Regions from separate parts of the Homo sapiens genome. Here region 2 is linked to region 1. A link is a loop called in an ENCODE intact Hi-C map of the cell type or tissue named here. Cell type or tissue: B cell. All regions are shown on one strand. Each heading gives the region's core, and the rest is flanking DNA. Links, peaks and the distances in the headings are about the cores only. Region 1 overlaps BFSP2 (beaded filament structural protein 2). Region 2 overlaps TOPBP1 (DNA topoisomerase II binding protein 1).

The links. A loop is a pair of places that touch in the nucleus more often than their neighbours do. Peaks named below come from ENCODE experiments on the same cell type or tissue, not always from the same donor. Only the 100,000 strongest peaks of a DNase experiment are listed, where the experiment ranks them.
Region 2: it touches region 1 in a loop (2.5-fold over the local background); 1 of 110 quality-filtered maps calls a loop at or near these places.

What each region holds. Positions count from the first base shown.
Region 1 is chr3:133,444,337-133,454,806 of GRCh38, reverse strand. BFSP2 (beaded filament structural protein 2) reads right to left here. Exons shown (of 7, transcript NM_003571.4): 2 at 7,408-7,490; 3 at 6,162-6,318; 4 at 4,343-4,504. The region is part of intron 2 of BFSP2-AS1 (BFSP2 antisense RNA 1); the gene reads left to right. Among named protein-coding and RNA genes, the nearest start is that of BFSP2-AS1, 42 kb to the left of the region's middle. In B cell, for the core only: no CTCF peak of the experiment used is centred there; DNase peaks (open chromatin) are centred at 6,186 and 6,866; H3K4me3 peaks cover 870 bases; H3K27ac peaks cover 1,073 bases; H3K27me3 peaks cover 367 bases.
Region 2 is chr3:133,614,733-133,625,202 of GRCh38, reverse strand. It overlaps TOPBP1 (DNA topoisomerase II binding protein 1), which reads left to right. Exons shown (of 28, transcript NM_007027.4): 17 at 1,028-1,151; 18 at 1,746-1,892; 19 at 2,010-2,112; 20 at 4,856-5,048; 21 at 6,770-6,990; 22 at 7,877-8,043; 23 at 8,278-8,389. Among named protein-coding and RNA genes, the nearest start is that of TOPBP1, 42 kb to the left of the region's middle. RefSeq lists an enhancer at 4,530-4,619. In B cell, for the core only: no CTCF peak of the experiment used is centred there; a DNase peak (open chromatin) is centred at 4,932; H3K27ac peaks cover 1,523 bases.

The sequences.
Region 1 (10,470 bases), core at 3,471-8,470:
TGCATTTTAAGCCAAGTGTTATTATAATAGAGTCAAAAATTTGGAGTTGGGGACTCTGTGCCCCTTCTCACATACGTTGCCTTAAGCATCTCCTCCATTTGGCTGCTCCTGAATTGTATCCTTTATAATAAGCTGGCAAAAATATGTAAAGTGTTTCCTTGAGTTCTGGGCACTGTTCTAGCAAACTATCTACTTATCCCTCTGCAGAGGAGGTTGTGGGAACCCCTAATTTATAGCCAGTTCATCCGAAGTATGGGAGGGCCAGACTTGTCATCTGAAGTGAGGGCTGTCTTATGGGACTGAGCCCTTAACCTGTGGGATCTGATACTACTTCAGGCAGGTAGTGTCAGGATTGAATTGAATTATAGGACACTCAGTTGGTGTTTGGAGATCTGCTTGGTGTGGAACAAACCTACATATTTGGTGTCAGAAGCATTTTGTAAGAGCATAGGGGACAAAAAGGATTTTTTAAAAAAGAGATGGGGTCTCACCATGTTGCCCAGGCTGGAGTAGAGTGGCTATCCATAGGCATGATCATAGTGTACTTCTCCTTTGAACTCTTGGCCTCAAGCAATCCTCCTGCCTCAGCCTCCTGAATAGCTAGGACTACAGGCACATGCCACAGTGCCCAACTTAAAAAAAAAGTTGTTTTGTTTTACTTGACTAACTAGGAGGTCTAGAGTGTGGTGTGGCATGTTGTCTGAGGTTCCTGAAGCATCCCTGAGTACCCTGCATTAGGTAACCACAACAAATAGACAAGGAAGAACTAGACTTTAAGACCCTCCAGAAATTCTCTGGACCAATCTGATCCTGTCATCACTGAATCATACAACTTCAGAAGCTTCAAAAACTGGACCATGAGGTTCCTGACATTCGTAACACCATAGCTGGAAAGAATATGAATACTGCACTGACCTTAGCCAGAACCTCTTAATAAATTTTTTTATGTCTCTATTTTATTAAGCTTTTAATGACTGAAAAAATAAACAGAATTGGCAGATAAGTTCTAGCAGATGCTGATGGTACCACCTTTATCCCTTAGGCTTTCGCAGTTTAGTGCTCTCCTGTTCCCCCTGCCAGATTCTGCATCTTTTTGCCTGAGAGTTTCTCTGAAGCCTTTGGAAGGCCACTCTGATAGCAGATGGCAGAAAACTGTTGGGAGATGGTATTAACATCTCAGCTCCCTTGCCTTTCCCCTCTCCTGTAGTCTATACCGTTTCTCACAATTCTTCTTGGTTTACACGTCAGTCTCCCACAGTGGTAACTGGTTTGATTAGGCATTCTTTGTTGGTTCCCTTCTTTGCTTCTCCTCTACTGGTATTTTGTTGGTTTTTAACTCCCCAACTTCCAGGTAAACTACCTTAACTCCAATATTTGTTTCAGGATCTGCTTCTGAAGGAACCTAAACTAAGATATAAATTAATCATGTTAATTAATTTTCAGCCTCTGTGGTCCGAAAGGTAATTAAATGCATGCTTGCATTTTCTTTACAAAAGCTTTTGAAAGCTGTGTGTGCTAAGCCATTTCACATTTATGCTATGCCGCCAAGAAACCGACAAGAGATGCTCAGGATGGGCAAATGTCAGCCCCTGAGGGCACAACTGCAACTGACAAAACTATTTATTGGAGGAATTCTGGCTGTCAGTTCAGATCTCTGTTGATGATCAGAGGAATTCACTCATTCTGCAAATATTTTCTGAGCTCTGCCTTTCTGCAAGAGGCCCAGGCAGCATTGGCCAAGCTAAAACAAATACTGTCTGTTTTCTCTGAGATGTAGCTTTCAGATTACTCTATTAAAAAAACACTAATGAATCTGTTCAGAATTAATGTTTGAGTTACTGTTGGGCTAGTGATGATTCTCCAAGGGGTGAGGAGGAGATAATAATGACCTTTTTTTTTTCTTTTTCATACTATGAAGGATTTATTTCTGATAATTATAATAGTCTGTCCTTTCCCAAAGAAACAGTTACCACAGTGTGGTGCACACCGCAGGAGGGCTGGGACAGAAGCAAAGTTTGCAAACTGCTGGGCCTCTGAGGTTTAGCTTTAGAAGCAGAGCCAGGGGAGAAACGATGCAGCCCAATGCAGAGAAAAGGTCTCTGGACCAAGAACAGGAGAGTTGAACTATGGAGCTCTCAACCAGCTGTGTGATCGTGGGAAGTCACCTGCACTCTCTGGGTCTCAGTTTCCTCACACCTAAAATTAGGGAATGGGATCAGATGGTCTCTAGGACCATTAATTATCTGTTATCTGTCATGAGTCTGTTAAAAAAGGCAATGGACCAAACTCAAATCTATGGCTTCACTTTACCTCTGTGTTGCTCCACTTCTCATCAGGTTGGGTGGGGCGAGGGGAAGTCATTTTTTGAATAACTAGGCTCTATTTGCCATAAAAAAGTGTTTGTAGTGACCTGGCTCAATGATTGGTGGTTAGAAAGAAAGGAAGCTATTGAAACGGGGTAGGGGTTGGAGAAATGGGTGAGTGAAAGGATGTTTTCTAGGCTGGAGAACATTTTGGGAATCCAGAATTGATGAAGACCCTGCTGGGAAGGTTCTTGTTGATACTTGGGGGATAGAGGGAGTATGGTGGGAGAAAGGACAGAAAAGCCTCTCCTATTTTTCTTTTCATAGCTTTTTATAATTCTTATGGTTCTCAAATCTGGCTGCATATTAGAATCATCCAGAGAGCTTTAAAAATCACAAAGTCCCTCTCCTCTGTCTGATTTGGTTGGTCTGGGATGGCGATTTTTGAAAATGCTCTGAAATAATTCTGCTGCGTAGCCAGGATCAAGAACCACTAAATAGTAATCAAGAGCTCAGAAACAGCCTTTTGCCTTAACTCAGACATCTACCTTATTTTCTCTACTTTTCCACATTTTCCTTCCTTGTCACTTTTCATCCTCTGTCTCAAGATTACAAAGTCAGAAATGGGTGGGAGATGGAGAAGGGAAGAACAAACCCTATGCATCCTATTTTCTGGTTAATTCCTGTATTATTTATGAGGTTTAATAAAAGTTGTTTTTCTTCCATGAATATAATGTATACTATTTAACAAAAACTTGAGAAATACTCAAAAACAAAAAAGAAAAAACATCTCAAAGTGTCAGACTGATCCATCACTCAAAGGCAACGACTGCTAATCCCATTTTAGTCTTTTCTTTCTAAAATTTTTTCTCAATGCCTAGTTTCTTTGTTTGAATGCTTTACCCTACTGTATATACCAGGAAGTGGCAAACTGCAGTCCACAGGCCAAATCCATCTCACCGCTTATTTTTGTAAATAAAGTTTTATTGGAACACAGCTATGCTCATTAGCTACCTATTGGCTACAGCTGCTTTTACACTGCAGTGGCAGCGCTGAGGAGTTACAACAGAGGCCATCTGGCCCAAGAAGCCTGAAATATTTACTGTTTGGTCCTTTACAGAGAATATTTTTTGGCTTCTGGCATATACCATTCTGTACTCTCATTTTCTCCTCATTTTACCTCATATTATGAACACATTCCTATTTTATAAATGCTTCATAAACATTAATTCTAATAACTGCCTGATATTTTACTGCACATAGGTAGGTTGTGGCTTAGATTTTCTTCTACTAGTAAATGTGTATGTTTTTTTCACTCTTATAATGCTTCAGTGAGTATATTTGGACACAGATGATTTATTTTTTCAAATATTCTTTTTTTTTTTTTTTTTTTGAGACAGAGTCTTGCTCTGTTGCCCAGGCTGGAGTGCAGTGGCCCAATCTTGGCTCACTACAAGCTCCGCCTCCCAGGTTCACACCATTCTCCTGCCTCAGCCTCCCGAGTAGCGGGGACTACAGGCACCTGCCAATGCGTCCGGCTAATTTTTTGTATTTTTAGTAGAGACAGTGTTTCACCCTGTTAGCCAGGATGGTATCGATCTCCTGACCTCATGATCCGCCCGCCTTGGCCTCCCAAAGTGCTGGGATTACAGGCGTGAGCTACCACGCCCGGCCTCAATTATTCTTTCAGGATTGTATTCAGATTATTCAGTTGGTAGCTAGGGGCATTTTAACACTCTTGGTGCATATTACTAAATTTCTTATTCAAAGGCAGTGCACTAGTTTATGCTCTTCAGTAATACAGTAGAGAACCTACTTCTCCACATACTTGCCAGCATTTTTACCATTTTAAACATTTTCTACTTTTAGATAGGTAAACAAAAAGCTATTATTTTAATTTTCATTTCTTCTGTTTCTAATGAGGTTGAACTTGTTACTAAACCGTTGTTATTTCTTCGTCTGCACATTGACTAGTTTGCAGCTCAGCGTGGCCTCCTTCTGCATAGGGCAGAGTGGAGGATGCTGGTCCTGCCTCTCACCTTAGCTTGGAGCAGGGCTCCTGCCTCCACCCGGTTCTTTTCAACATCTCTCTCCCACTGAATTCTGATCGTCTCAAGGATGTCGTCCAGACCAGTGCCAATGGGAGCATCCATTTGTTCCAGCTCACACCCTGCCAACTGTTTGTGCAGCAGCTTCACATCCTGAAAACAACAATATACATCTTAGATGAGTTACGGGGGGAAATAAATGGCATAGAATTCTAGCCAGCAGAAAACCAGCTCTGTGGGCAATTCTTTTCTCATTCCACAACTGCCAGACACAGGCTTCACAGAGACTGGGAAAGTCCCTGACCTTCTTCCCAGCGTAAGTGTAATTTCTCTTTTCCCAAGGATGCATTTCTCCCTCTCTCCCTCCCTTCCTTCCTTCCTTCCTTTCCTTCTCTCTCTTTCTTTCTTCCTCCCTCCTTCCCTCCCCCTCCCTCCCTCCTTCCTTCCTTCCTTCCTTCCTTCCTTCCTTCCTTTCCTTCTTTCCTTCTTTCTCTTTCTCTCTCTCTTTCTCTCTTTCTTTCCGTCTGTCTTCCTCTCTCTCTCTCCTTCCTTCCTTCCTTCTTTTTTTTGACAGGGTCTCACTCTGTCACCCAGGCTGGAGTGCAGTGACATGATCTCAGCTCATTGCAGCCTCCATCTCTTGGGCTCAAACAGTCCTCCCACCTCAGTCTCCTGAGTAGCTGAGACTACAGGCACAGGCACGGCACACACCACCATGCCCAGCTAATTTTTGTATTTTTAGTGGAGACAGGGTTTCACCATGTTGCCCAGGCTGGTCTTGAACTCCTGGGCTCAAGTGATCCCCTGCCTTGGCCTCTCAAAGTGCTGGGATTACAGGCTTGAACCACCATGCCTAGCACCAAGGATGCATTTCTTAGGTTGGTCTCCACAAGCCCAGGCCCAAAGCAGAAATCAAAATAAAACAAACAAACAAACAAACAAACAAACAAACAAAAAACCACATGTATACATATGTAACTAACCTGCACATTGTGCACATGTACCCTAAAACTTAAAGTAAAATAAAACAAAAACAAAAACAAAAACAAAGTAAGCAACAACAGCACAGGGCATTTATGCATAAAGCCAGACAAGGATGAAAGAGACTTAAAAGATAACTTTGGCATCTCTAAATGGTTACTGTTGGAGAGTAGTCTTAAATCACTGAGCTAAGAACAAGAAGAAATGGGCTTACAGTTGCTGGTTAGCTTAAGTTGGTCTCAAGAAAGAACTTCCCAATGTGAGCATCGTTAAGTGGGTTTTGACTCTTTCAACTTGAAGCAGCCTAAATCTTGGATCAGACAGTAATATGTGTGAGGTGGTTTAGAATTGCTGAAGTCTCGCAGGGAACTAGACCCCATAACTGTTGGAGGTCCTCTTCAGTTCTGTCACTCAATAATCTGACCCAGTTTTGTTAATGAGTAGATGTCAACCACAGCTTGGATCTACCCTCAGAGTTGTTTTGTTTGTATAATACAGTGTTGAAAAAAAAACCTGACATAGAATGCATTGAGGAGGGGTTGCTCCCTCTAATTTAACACAAGTTCCCTCATTTGCTAGTGCCAAGACTGGCTGCCTTCCCCTGTTTCTGTACCACACTGGTTCCTGAAGCTATTTGAGTTTGAGACTGCTGGGGTAACCTGACCCACTTCAAGGATCTGAAAGTATTTTACAGGTATGTTCCCTGCAGTCCTGGGCACGCAATGTGGAGAGTCAGAAATGAGCTACTGTGGCCTTGTTATGAAGCACAGGCAGACAGATGTGAACTTCTGGTCTTGTGGCCAACCCAGCAACCCCAGCCCCCTCCTACCTCTTCATAGTTTCTTGATAGAGAGCCAAGTTCTTCTTTCAGACTTTCTATTTGACTCTCCAGGTCCATTTTAGTCAAATTAGCCTCATCAATGACTTTATACAGAGAGTTAATTTCCTCTTCTGCCGCCTTTCGAAATGGCTGCTCATTTTCATATCTGCAGATAAAGGAACTTAATTAGCATAACTGAGTAGCCCAAAAGAAAAAGAATCAGATTATAAATGTTACCAACAGGCCAATTATGTGATAGTTAGACAATGAATGGTAAAAGTCACTGTTTCAATAGATTTGAGGGCACTGTTAGTGCAGTTGTCACACATTGATTTATTAAAATGAAGGCAATTGCAGCCAACTTCTGATAACCTGGCTTCCCGGGCTACCAGCCTCATGGGAGTGTTGCAACACAGAACTCCAGGGAAAACTCAGGAGTTCAGATCCAGGTTAGGGGATCCGGCATCTTCATCGCTATCCTGATTGTCCTCCTTTTCAACCAAGGATCCTTTAACAAACATTACTGACAACCTGCTAAGCACCAGGGTGGGGACCCCAAAATAAGAAATGTGGTTTCTGTCTCCAAAGCACCCATGTTAAAAGTGTCCATCTCCAGGAGAGTGGCTGCAAACCCAGATGCCTTCAGGGACTGAGTGGGAGGTGTAGCTGAGCACGGTTCTCAAGCCTGGATGCACATTAAGTCACCTGGTGAGCTCTAAAACTGCTGAAGCCTGGACCCAACCCCTGGGGACTCTGATTTAATTAGTCTATGGCTTGTGCACTGCACTGACATTTTTAAGTGCCCAGGTAATTCTGATATGCCCAGGTTGGAGAATCATTACTGTAAGCTAGTAGTTCTCAAAGTATTTGAGTCCCAGGACCAGCAGGATCAGCATCCCTGGGAACTTGTTAGGAATATAAATTTGGGGCCCTTCTCCAGACCCATTGAGTCAGAAATTCAACAGGGTGGGGCGCAGCAATCTCTGTTTTCTATATGGCCCCTGGGTGATTCTGAGCATTCCAGAGTTTGAGAACCCTGCTCTAAACCAACTGACAGTGGGCAAAATCTTTGAGCCCTTGGGGCCTACTTTATGTTTACAAGGAGGGGTGTGAGCTGGATAATCATGGCTCTGTTATCCTGCCAGCTTCCCCTGAGGTAGAAGGTGGATGATGCAGGCTCCAGAACAGCATTATCCACACTTGCCTAGGAGTCTAGGGATGTGGAGGGACTGTCGCCTCTGCTGTAAGACATTACCTCTCTTTAAAGTCATCTGCTCCGGCCTGGATAGTTTCTGTCTGCAGCATGAGCCGGGCATTTTCCAAGACTGCCTCACCCACCTAGAGCGATCACACACACCAAAGGAGACAAGGTCACTGGGAGCGTCAAGATCACTTACCACCATGACTTGTGTTAGGCACAGAGGCTCTGGGGGACCTCAGAGAACCTTTCTTACAGCAAATATTTGTGGAATTAAGATGTCCCTCTCTTTGGACAATGGTCAGGGTGGGGGGATATAAATAATAAGGCATAAAATCTGGATATCTTCTAAGAGTTTTTAGAGTGGGATTTTTGGCACAAAAAGACTATTCAAAGGCAGACTTGTTCATAGCCTCTGTCACAGTGACAAGCTTTCATCTCTCCAGGGCAGAGTCCGGCTCCTTAGATGAAGTTTCACTGGCTTTGCCTAGCAGCTCTTAAAATTTCTGGTCATGGATGCCTTTGGAAGGCTGGTGAAAGCTCTAGATGAGTGCTGAGAGAGCTTCCTGTGACGGTGGAAATGCTCTGTCTGCACTGTCCAGCATGGTGGCCACCCGTGGCTACCGTATTGGGCAGCGTGGCTCTAGAGTTTCGTCTCCCCCAAAACATACACGTGAACATAAACATTGTGGATATAGTTTAGGGGTTTCATGGAGCCTTGAGGAGTGGTTTTTCAAACTTGAATCCCCAAGCCTCTCAGGATCTCCCACAGGTAGGGAATGAGGGGTGTCCTCCCTTCAACCCAAGAAACTCCTTTATATATATATATATATATATATATATATATATATATATATATATATATATATATATATATATATATATAAATGGTGAGCTGAAGGCTCTGATAGGGGGAGCCTGCAGGGTGGAGCCAAATCCCAGCTATGGGAGAAGAAAATAACTGCTTTCCCCTTGCTCCAGTGTGGCTGTCTTATTTTGTTTCATTTCATTGAATTACTTTTTTTGTTTTTTCTTTGAGACAGAGTCTTGCTTTGTTGCCCAGGCTGGAGTGCAGTGGCACAATATCTGCTCACTGCAACCTCTGCCTCCCAGATTCAAGATATTCTCGTGCCTCAGCCTCCTGAGTAGCTGGGATTACAGGCATGTGCCACTGCGCCCAGCTAATTTTTGTATTTTTAATAGAGATGGGGTTTCACCATGTTGGCCAGGCTGGTCTCGAACTCCTGACCTCAAATTATCCACCCATCTTGGCCTCCCAGAGTCCTGGGGTTACAGGTGTAAGCCACCAAACCCTGCCATTTTCATTGAATTCCCCACTAGCAAAGCTAATCATTTCTGTTCCAGCTTGGCCTGGGGCACACTGGGGAGCAGGCAGACTAGGGTGTCTCCCTTTCCCAGTTCTTAATCACTCCTGTCTCTCACCTCTGGTGCCTGGAGTTCTCCTTCTGGTTGATAAAGAACTTGCAACTCATTCACATTTAAGTATCAAAGGACTAATATTGGCTTAAAATAGTGATTTATATCCTTCTTTTAAGGTAACAATTCCTACCCTCCAAAATTAAAGCTTATAGAAAACCTATGTACAGTTGTCCTTTGGTATCTATGGGGTCTTGGTTCCAGTCCCCCACGGATGCTCAAGTCTCTTATATAAAATGATGTAGTATTTGCATATAACCTACACACACATCCTTCCATATACTTTAAATCATCTCAAGATTACTTATGATACCCAATACAATGGAAATGCTATGTACATAGTTGTTATTTATTGTGTTATTTAGAAAATAATGACAAGAAAAAAGCCCACATGTTCAGTATAAACGCAATCATCTATTTTTTAAAAAATATTTTGATCTACAGTTGGTTGAATCCATGGATGTGGAACCCATGGATGTGAAGGACTGACTGTACTTTGCACTAGTGGTTCTCAAAGTGTGGGCCCTGGACCAGTGGCAGCAGCATCACCTGGGAACTTGTGAGAAATGCACTTTTCAGCTCCTGTTTCAGATGGACCTATCAGAATCTCTGCAGGTGGGTCCCAACAATTTGTGTCTCAGCAAGCTTTCCAGGGGCTTATGATGCATACTCAACCTTGAGAACCCCGGTTTCACATGGCCCTGCCCCCAGGCCTGCTCTAGCTGCCTCCCTGCTGCACCTGGAATCCCTCTGTGCCTTTGCACCTGCTGCCTCCATTGAGAGCAACTTGTTTCACTACCTCCCCACTCCCAGCCCTCAGTCTGAGAAAGCCTGCTCCAGTATAATGCTCATTTCAAACACGGCTTCCCCATGAAACTTTTCTATTTATTCACTCATTCATTCTTGCCTTAATTTCTTCAGCACATAATTACTGTTTATGCCAGGCTCTGTCCTGTTTGTTGAGAAACCAGCCGCTACTGTAGGAGATGAGGTTAAAAAGGTAGACAAGACCAGACCATAGAGGGAAGGCCTTGGGCACAATGGAAAGGAGTTGAGATTTACTGGGAAGCCTTTGAAAGGGCTTGAGCAGGTTACAGAGGTGATCTGTGCACTAAGTGGACCCTCTGACTACTGTGGGAAGAGAGGATTGGAGGAGGCAGGAGAAGATGCCAAAGAACCAGTCGGGAGGCTCTTGCGGTGGTCCAGGGAGCCCATTTTATTAATGATGGTGGCCTGGACGAACGATGTGATCATAGGGTAGGTGGAAAAATGTGGACTAGTTTAAGATGCATTTGGGGGATAGAACAGTCGGTTCTTTGTGGTGCAGTAGTTATGGGGAGAGTGAGGGAAAACAATTAGGGGTGACCGCTCCGTTTCATCCTGAGCTGTAGAGAGCATGGTGGGGCCTTTGCTGATTCTCTTCCTCCCTCATTGGCTGGTTCCTGCATCTGAGTCACAGCCCACCCCTGTGGCACATTATCCCTCTCTTACCACATTTAGTATAAATACTTTGTAGACAACGACAGTGTTTTCTTATTCTGGAAACTGGCTCCTCCATTCACAAGCATGGGTCAGTTGCTTAGAGTAAGTAATTCTAAGATTTGGTTTCCTCCCCCATAAAATGAAGATAATAATACTCCCTTCCTCCTGGGAGAATTAAATGAGCCAAGGTGTGTGAGACTC
Region 2 (10,470 bases), core at 1,923-6,922, 170 kb before region 1:
ACTTGAAGTCAGGAGTTCGAGACCACTGCCCAATATGGTGAAAACCCATCTCTACTAGAAATACAAAAATTAGCTGGGTGTGGTGGCGTACGCCTATAATCCCAGCTGCTCAGGAGGCTGAGATAGGAGAATTGCTTGAACCCGGGAGGTGGAGATTGCAGTGAACCAAGATTGTGCCACTGCATTCCAGCCTGGGTGACAGAGTGAGACTCTGTCTCAAAAAAAGAGAGAATATTGAATAGGAAGAATTGGGAGATCATAGCATAATATAATAGTTAAGAGCATGGCTTTTGAAGTCAAAGTTATCTCTATCATTTACTCATTGAGTATCCTTGAACAGGGTACTGAACCATGTCCCTTAGTTCTTTTATCTTTAAGATTAATGTAATAATACCAGTGTTAGGATTGTTGTGAGGAATGGATGAGATAATGATGTGTAAAATATATATAGTCTGTTTTGGGGCATACAATGAATAGTGACTGCCAGCAACTGGAGGGCAAGTTGGATGCTTTGCAATTTATTAATTTGAAATACCTTTATGGTTACTGTAAAAGTGATATTCTTTATAAAAGAAAATTGAAACAATTCAGAAAAGCATAAAGAAGAAAGTAATATTTTAAAGGATATTCTTCTAAACCTCTCTCTGTATTTATATACCTACAGATATATGCATAAAATTTGTCCAAAAAGATAGAGCCTATCATCATTTTTTTAACTGTTTTTTTCTTGAGGCGGGGTCTTGCTGTGTTGCCTGGGCTGAAGTGCAGTGTCTGTTCACAGGGGTGATCATAGCACACTACAGCCTCAAACTCCTGGCCTCAAGTGTCCTCCTGCCTCAGCCTCCTGGGTAGCTGGGACTATAGGCATGTATCACTTGGCTTGAGCCTGTCATTTTAATGGTCTTGTTTACTCTAGTCCGAAAGTTTTGGGAAGGTCAGAATATTCTGTTCACAGTAAATAAGAATCATCTTAAACTAATGAGGATGTTTCTCTTGGTTATTTGTTTTTTTGTATTGGTTATTTCAGGTGGAGTTTTGATGAAACAGTGACTCATTTCATCTATCAAGGGCGGCCAAATGACACTAATCGGGAGTATAAATCTGTAAAAGAAAGAGGAGTACACATTGTTTCCGAGCACTGGCTTTTAGATGTAAGCAGTGCTTTTTTCCCCCCCATCTCTGTTAATTGAAAATGTATACAAACATTATTTCAGAGCACTAACTCAAGAGTTTTCACTCTCAATGGAACTAGAAGCCAGTTTAATAGTCTTGGTTAACTGTACACATTTCAGATCTTTGGCATCAAAAACTTAACATCTTTAGTCCTTAAATACTTAACAAATCTTTAATGGATACTCTTTCTAATTCTCCATTTCCTTGTACTAATTAAAAATGTGATATGAATGGAAAGTTTATAATTATTTGGGGAAAATTTAACATATCAATAGAGTTTAGATCTGTGTTTCTTTTTTTTCCTGGGTATTCTCTGGAGGGTAATTGATACCTTTGCAAAAGCACAGGAATGGTTTCAGATTTTATACTTCAGTGGATATGACATTTAAAACATGAGGACAATCTGTCATTTGTATGATGCAAATTTTTCAGTGTAAACTACTTTTCAAACCAGTTTTGTGAACTTTTTGCCATATTACAGTATAATGTATTGCTTGTCCTTATCCTACTTAACATCATCTATTCATTAAGATTTTGTCAGTCCTGTCTTAAAGCACACCATTGTATTGCAGTGTGCCCAAGAGTGTAAACATCTTCCTGAATCTCTTTATCCACATACTTATAATCCCAAAATGAGCTTGGATATCAGCGCAGTGCAAGATGGCCGGCTCTGTAATAGTCGACTACTCTCAGCTGTGTCTTCAACAAAGGATGATGAGGTAGGAGATATGGATGATACATTTACCCCCTCTTAAGCTAAAGGTATAATCATATATTGCTATGAAACCTTATACAGTGGCTTGGTTTGAGAATTTATAATTTTTCTTTTTCAATAGCCAGATCCTTTGATTTTAGAAGAAAATGATGTAGACAATATGGCCACCAATAATAAAGAGTCAGCACCATCAAATGGAAGTGGAAAGAATGACTCTAAAGGAGGTAAAATATTTTATTTTTTAATTAAAAAAATTTTTTTTGAGACAAGGTCTCAATTTTTTGTGGAGATGGGGTCTTGTCATCTTGCCCACACTGGTCTGAAACTCCTGGGCTGAAAGGATCCTCCTGCCTTGTGAGCCACTGCACCCAGCTGTAAAATATGTTTAAATTACTAAATACAAGCAAAGCATATATTAGAGGATTGATTTGTGGTCCCATGCTGATCATTAAGTGATAATTTGCAAAGTTTTATGTAGTTTAAGTGTAAAGCTTATGAAATTTATGAAACTAGGTTTTTATGGAGTTAGTGTGATACAGCCCTATTCCATTAAAGGTAGGTGAAGTTGGTGATTTTTTAAAAATCTAGTCTTTGGTCCAGTTCTTTTGAGTGATTTTCAAAAAGTTTTCTTATATGTACAATATATTTTAACATATCCACATGGTTTTAAAGATACAAAAAGACATATGAAGAGTTTCTTCCACCCTTATTCTCCAGCCCCCCAGTGTTATTAGTTCCTTATGTATCCTTCTAGAGCTGCTTTATGCATATATAGCCGTAAATATGTTTTTCCCCCATTAAAAAAAAACAAACAAACACATAGGCTGGGCATGGTGGCTCGTGTCTGTAATCCCAGCACTTTGGGAGGCTGAGGCAGGCAGATCACCCAAGGTCAGGAGTTTGAGATCAGCCTGGCCAACATAGAGAAACTCCGTCTCTACTAAAAATACAAAAAATTAGCCGGGCATGGTGGTTGCATGCCTGTAATTCCAGCTACTCGGGAGGCTGAGGCAGGAGAATCGCTTGAACTCGGGAGGCGGAGGTTGCGGTGAGCCGAGATCATGCCATTGCACTCCAGCCTGGGCAAGAAGAGCAAAACTCTTGTCTCAAAAAAAAAAAAAAAAAAAAACATAAATGGTGGACTACTATACATGCTATTTCATACGCTGATCTTTTTGTTACCTTGGGTAGTGTTTTATATCAGTAGATAACTAGGAGCTTCTTTAGTCTTTTTCTTTCTTGCTTTTCTTCCTTCCTTCCCTCCCTTTCCTTCCTGTCCCCCTTCCTCTCCTTTCCCTCTTCCCTTCCTTTCCCTTTCCTTCTTTCTTCCCTTTTCTTTCTTTTTGGGCAACTGTATTGTATTCATTATGAATGGTCCCACTTTGTTTAGGCATCCATTCTTAATAGGCATTTAGGTTATTTCTACTTTCTTGCTTTTATAAATAGTACTGCAGTGAATAACCTTATACATGGATGTCTTTTAATAGATTTAATATGTTCTGTTTTCCTTACTCATTCTAACCTACCAAAGCTTTCCCTATGACTTACCTATTTGGTTAGTCTCACTCTGTTCATTCCAAATGCATTTATTTAATACTTACTCCAGAGTTTAGGCTTTAAAGAAAACCAAAGGTAAATACAGTTGTCTTGTCCCTTGGTATCCATGTGGCAGTGGTTCCGAGGACTTACCTCAGGTACCAAAATCCACAGATGCTTAAGTTCCTTATGTATAAAATGACATAGGATTTGAATTTAACCAATGCACATCCTCCTGTATACTTTAAATCATCTCTGGATTACTTATAATACCTAATGCACTGTAAATGTTTTGTAAATAGTTATATTTTATTTTTTTTACTGGTACTTTTAATTGTGATATTTTTCATTTTTATGTCTTTAAAATATTTCTGATCCATACTTGGTTGAATCCATGCATGCAGAACCGGTGGATGTGGAGGGCTGGATGTATGTTGTGGTCTGTGTTTTCAAGAGCCTTTGGGGAGTCTGGGCACGGTGGCTCACACCTGTAATCTCAGAGCTTTGGGAGGCAAAGGCAAGAGGATTGCTTGATGCTAGGGGTTCCAGATCAGCCTGGGCAACATAGTGAGACCTTGTCTCTACAAAAAATTTAAAAAATTAGCTGGGCGTGGTAATGTACACCTGTAGTGCCAGCTACTCAGGTTGCTGAGGCTGGAGGATCACTTGAGCCCAGGAGTTAGAGGTTATAATGAGCTATGACCATACCACTGCAGTCCAGCCTGGGCCACAGAGCAAGACTCTGTCTCTAAAAAATTAAAAGAATCTTTGGGAAAAATCAGACACATACACAAATGACTATAAGACATCTCAGAGTGTAGTACATACCATGAGAGTCAGAAGCAGGCAGGGAGCTTTACAGAGGGATAATCACTACAGGTCTTGATGAAATGTCTTTGAAGGGGGCCAGGCACGGTGGCTCATGCCTGTAATCCTAGCACTTTGGGAGGCTGAGGTGGGCAGATCACCTGAGGTCAGGAGTTCAAGACCAGCCTAGCCAACGTGGCGAAACCGCGTCTCTACTAAAAAATACAAAAATTAGCCCGGCATGGTGATGGGCACCTGTAATCCCAGCTACTTGAGAGGCTGAGGCAGGGAGAATTGCTTGAACCTGGGAGGTGGAGGTTGCAGTGAGCCGAGGTCGCACCACTGTCCAGCCTGGGCGACAGTGCTAGACTATCACCAAAAAAAAAAAAAAAAAAGTATTTGAAGGGCTTCCTAGTTATTTCATATACAGTGCTTGTGGTAAGGGCTGCTTTTTATGTTCTGCAGTATTCATAGTTTTAGTACATTACTATAGCCTGTAGTTAATATTCAGTAAATGTCAAGTCAATAAGTTTGTGTTCAACCAGGTCTAAACAAAATAGTTAATGTAAGATATGGTAAAAAAGAGGAACTTACCTTGAATGGTGTATTTGTGTTTGTTTCAAGTTCTGACACAGACCTTAGAGATGAGAGAGAACTTTCAGAAGCAGTTACAGGAGATAATGTCTGCAACATCAATAGTGAAACCCCAAGGGCAGAGGACTTCCCTTTCAAGAAGTGGTTGTAACAGCGCATCTTCAACCCCTGACAGCACTCGCTCTGCTCGCAGTGGACGAAGTAGAGTCCTAGAGGCACTGAGGTGTGTACCTGTCACTGATGGCAGAAAGACTAGATGACTTGAGAGAAAGGATTTACGTACCTGCTGCTGACTCAATTCCATGAGCTTGGCCTAATTTAGCTTTTTTTTCTTTTTTTCCCCAATATGCAGTAAAAGCTGAAATTTAAATATCAAGACTAGTGAAGGGGTTATATGCCTAGGCCTTATTTAGCCCAAACAGTAAATATTATATTCCAGTATTATCTATTGCTTTTGGCTCTCTGCTGACTAGATTTTTCGTTCTAGCTTGTCCTTCCATTTCTTGCTCCCAGCAGTTCTAGATTTCTTACTCGGAGGTGGAGCAGACATGGAGATTTGTCTTACAGCAGCACCTGCTTCACAGTGAGGCATGATTGATACTTTTTATTACCTCCGTTGAGAAAGAAATGATTTTAAGATCTAATTTGCCTCATTTGAAATGGATTCAGTAGGCAGTTCTCTCTGCTCTTTAGTATTAGTATTCAATAGTATTTGTATTAAACAATAAGTACATATATATTTTTTCAGAGTCTTTTTCTAATGCAATATGTAAAATCTTAAAGTTATTTTTGTTGGGATTTTGCATGCATTTTGTATTCTCCTTGTAAAATTTATCTTCTAGAAAAGGTGATTACAGTTTCTAGTGTGATGTGACTTAAGCTCAGTTGCATAACTTCATCTTTTTCGTGATAGAAGAAAAAAATCTATAATTGTGTGATAAGAATTATGGGACTTGTATTTTCAGTTGACTAATTGAATTAAGTATAAGATAAACTAGCATTTATCTTACGCTAACTGTATTACATGAGGCAGTTCATTATCTCAGTACTGAGTAAAGTAGCTTTTTAATATGCTTCAGATCATGTTTTATCATTATAGAGAACCTAAATCCTGTACCAAATCAGAGTAAATAAATATAGTGTGAGAATAAAAGGCTATATTCTTTATTTTTGAAGCAAAGGAACTATTTGGGGGTTCCTTTGGTAAATTGTTTTATGGGTTTTGGTGTTTTGTTTTGTTTTTTGTTTTTTGTTTTTTTTTTTTTTGCTTCTCCACAGTGTAAGTTTTATGGTAAATTATTTTTACTAAGAATGAATGAATGAGTGAATATAAAGAAAATTATAGGACTTCTATTTACTGTCACGTGGAATCATTACAATCGCACCATAAAATGCACTTCCCTGTAATTCAGCATATTGCTGTTCCACCGTAGACTCTGGAAAGTGGTTACCAATAGCCAAAAGGCCCTTCTGATAAGGCAGCCTTTACAGCAAGCCTCCCATGTAATCATAGTGCTTATAATTTCAAGTAATTAAAAAATATAACTACTGTTAAGTAAAGTAACCATAGTGTTTGAAACATTACCCTGTTTCCCTAACCTGTATAATTAAGGAAAATCACATTTTTAAATGTACCAATTACTTTAGTATTTTTAAAAAATTTCTTGACACTGTTGAATTTCTCCTTTGAAGTTTTAGTTCTGTAGACATGTAGTCAAAATATGTGTTCCTAGCTAAAACAGATAACTTTTCTGGAAGAAACCTTAAACCTTTTTAAAAAAAAAAAATGTCCCTAGGTTCATTTATTTAATATTTTTAATGCATACTGTGTGCTAGATGGTGGGCATATAAAGGTGAGCCACAACTTTTATGGTCTAACTTATGGATTTAATGAGTTTGGATTTGTTATTGCTGTTTATTTAAACTGTCACTTCTATTCCTTAGGCAGTCTCGTCAGACAGTACCTGATGTCAACACAGAGCCTTCCCAAAATGAACAGATCATTTGGGATGACCCTACAGCAAGGGAGGAGAGAGCAAGGCTTGCCAGCAATTTGCAGTGGCCTAGTTGTCCCACACAATACTCTGAGCTTCAGGTTGACATTCAAAACTTGGAGGATTCTCCTTTTCAAAAGCCTTTACATGATTCAGAAATTGCTAAACAGGGTAACAAGAAAGAAATCTTTGCATTTGTTTGTATTAAGTACATGTTGACCTCTTAAAAATAAACAGATGAGCATGTTGTAGTTCTCTGATCTGAATGTGCAAACAAAAAAAACTTCGTAGATATTTCTGGTTTTGGTTTAAACTTGAGCCAGAAAAATAATTTGTAAATTGAGGTACTTCATCAGTAAATTGAAAAACATTTTCATAAATTTGGAAATTTAGAATTGGGCGTTTTTTTCTAGACATGGTGTCTACCATTGTTCTTTTATTCTAGCTAACCCTTTTTGTGTTTGTGGAGTTAATGCTTGGTTTTTCTTCCTATCATCTTATTTTCATTTAAGTCTTTTGAATTCTGCCTAGCACATACCTACATTTGTTCTTTGGATTGTATGAGTTTCTTTCTGAATTCTCCTATTTTTTTTCTTCCTTGAGCTTTACCTTAAAAACAAAATTTTCCTATCTCTCATCTTTTTTCTTCCTTTTCTTCTTTTTCACATTGCATGATGACCTCCCATTAGATATATAGATTTATCTCTGCTTCTGCTTTTCTCCAAGTGTAGAATTGCTCTCATGTTACAAATTTGGGTTACACTTAACAATGAAAACTTGGTATTTAAGGAAAATGTTGGGAGAAGCCCACAGATAACACACTTGCTCTGTTTAATGCTAATAAATTGCATTTTTTCTTTATTGTTATTATTGTCACATGCAGATGGGATGCATTTATTTATAAGTTCTGGGGATAGGATACTTTTTTGCCTGTACTTTTTACATTCCAGAGTTTGTGCTTGACTTCATCTTGACTAAGACAGATGAGAATATTTCCTAGAATTTGTTTTTAGTCTTATTTGGATCCTGTCACACTGCAGCATTTTATTGTCCTCAGCTGTCTGTGATCCTGGAAACATACGTGTGACTGAAGCTCCCAAACACCCAATCTCTGAAGAACTGGAAACTCCCATAAAAGACAGCCACCTGATCCCTACGCCTCAAGCCCCCAGTATTGCCTTTCCACTCGCCAACCCCCCTGTGGCTCCGCACCCTAGAGAAAAGGTTTGTTGATCCTTAATATGGTGATACAGCTTTTGCATACTGCTGTTAGGCTGTATTAGAAATTTGTTGATGTCAATATCAAGGCTTCATCAAATGTTGAAAACTATTTTTTGCATTGTATCATTATTTGTATATTTCATAACTTAGAAGACTGAGTAAAATACCACTATAAAAGAACTGTGTATCTGATCATTTTTAATGTTAATTTTTTCTAAAGTAAAACTTTCATTCCAGATTATAACGATAGAGGAGACTCATGAAGAATTAAAAAAACAGTACATATTTCAGTTATCATCTCTGAATCCTCAAGAACGTATTGACTATTGTCATCTGATTGAGAAACTAGGTACCAGTATTTTACTTAAATCCAAAATGTCCCATATAATAACCATATTTGGAAGTCAAATGTAGTCAATATTAATATCATTTGTAAAGTCTAGAAGTAGAGGAAAAGAACATGGGTAACTTGTCTAAGGCTATACATTGAGTCAGCATTGGAACTTTGATTTTAAAAAGCTCTAAAGTCAGTAGATCATGGGATTTAAAATTCAAATGGAATCTAGCAGTTGAGGTTTAAGAATCTTCTGTGCTGTTTGACTATTCATTCACTAATGAAGCTTTAAAGACTTACTATATAAATAAAACCACATTTTAATGAACTTGAAAGGTTAATAATATCTAGAGAGGAGCTCCCTCTTGTTTTTTTGTTTGTTTGTTTCCAGTTAGAAACAGTGTGGAGGCCAGGCACGGTGGCTCGTGCCTGTAATCTCAGCACTTTGGGAGGCTGAGGTGGGCGGATCACCTGGGGTCAGGAGTTTAAGACTAGGCTGGCCAACATGGTGAAACCCTGTCTCTACTAAAAATACAAAAAAATTTGCGAGACGTAGAGGCACATGCCTGTGATCCTAGTTACTCAGGAGGCTGAGGCAAGAGAATCGCTTGAACCTGGGAGGCGGAGGTTGCAATGAGCCAAGATAGCGCCACTGTACTCCAGGCTGGGTGACAAAGCAAGACTCTGTCTCAAAAAAAAAAAAAAAGGGAAAAGAAAGAATTCAGTGTGGAAGAGAGCTCCTTCTTATGTAACATTATTCTTATTCCACTGGTTGTCAGGCTCTCCACCTGACATCATTCTAGAAGCAGCATAGTAAAAGAGCAATCTGGTATACTAGAGCAGCACTGTCCAATAGAAACAGAATGTGAACCACATAGGTCATTTTAAATTCTCTAGTAGCTGCATTTTAAAAACTAAAAAGAGGCTGGGTGCATTGGCTCACACCTGTAATCCCAGACTTTGGGGGGCTGAGGTAGGAGGATTGCTTGAGCCTAGGAATTCAAGACCAGCCTGGCAACATAGTGAGACCCCATCTCAAAAATAAAAAGTAAAATGAAACAAGTGAAATGAACTTTAAACATATATTTATCATTCAATATGTGATCAGATAAAATATCAGTGAGTTTTTTTTTATATAAAGTAAAAATCTAGTGTTTATTTAACTTACAGCACATCTCAATTTGGACTAACTGTGCTTCAGGTGTTTGATAGCCACAGATGTCTAGTGGCTACTCTGTTGAACAAAGCTCTATAGAGTTAGGAAAACTATAGTAAGAGAAGTTAATCTGGCAGCTCAGCATGGAAAGAGAAAACATTAAGAAATATTGGTGGGGTTTTTTTGTTTTTGTTTTGAGACAGAGTCTTGCTCTGTCTCCCAGGCTTGAGTGCCATGGCACAATCTCAGCTCACTGCAACCTCTGCCTCCTGGGCTCAAGCAATTCTTCTGCCTCAGCTTCCCAAGTAACTGGGATTACAGGTGTGCGCCACCACGCCTGGCTAATTTTGTATTTTTGTATTTTTAGTAAAGACAGGGTTTCACCATGTTGGCCAGGCTGGTCTCGAACTGCTGACCTCAGATGATCCACCTACCTTGGCCTCCCAAAGTGCTGGGATTACAGGCATGAGCCACCGCACCTGGCCAAAATAATGGTTCTTAATAGTGGCCCTGAAGTATCAGGAAAAGATTAAATGTTATTTAATGCTGTCTTTTTAAGAATGTGGAAAACTATGATATGCTTTAAAAAAAAAAAAAAGATTTATGTCAAATACAGTTGTATACTTGGAAAAACTTTCTCTTTTTTTTGCGGGTGAAGCTCACAGCTTTATTTTTTTTTATTTTTTTATTATTATTATTATACTCTAAGTTCTAAGGTACATGTGCACAACCTACAGGTTTGTTACATTTGTATCCATGTGCCATGTTGGTGTGCTGCTCCCATTAACTTGTCATTTTCATTAGGTATATCTCCTAATGCTATCCCTCCCCCCTCCCCCCACCCCAGGACAGGCCCCGGTGTGGAAAAACTGTTTCTTCTTAGAAACTTTACTCATACAAAACACTTTGTTTCCCAGTTCCCTGATAACTTAGGTGAGGT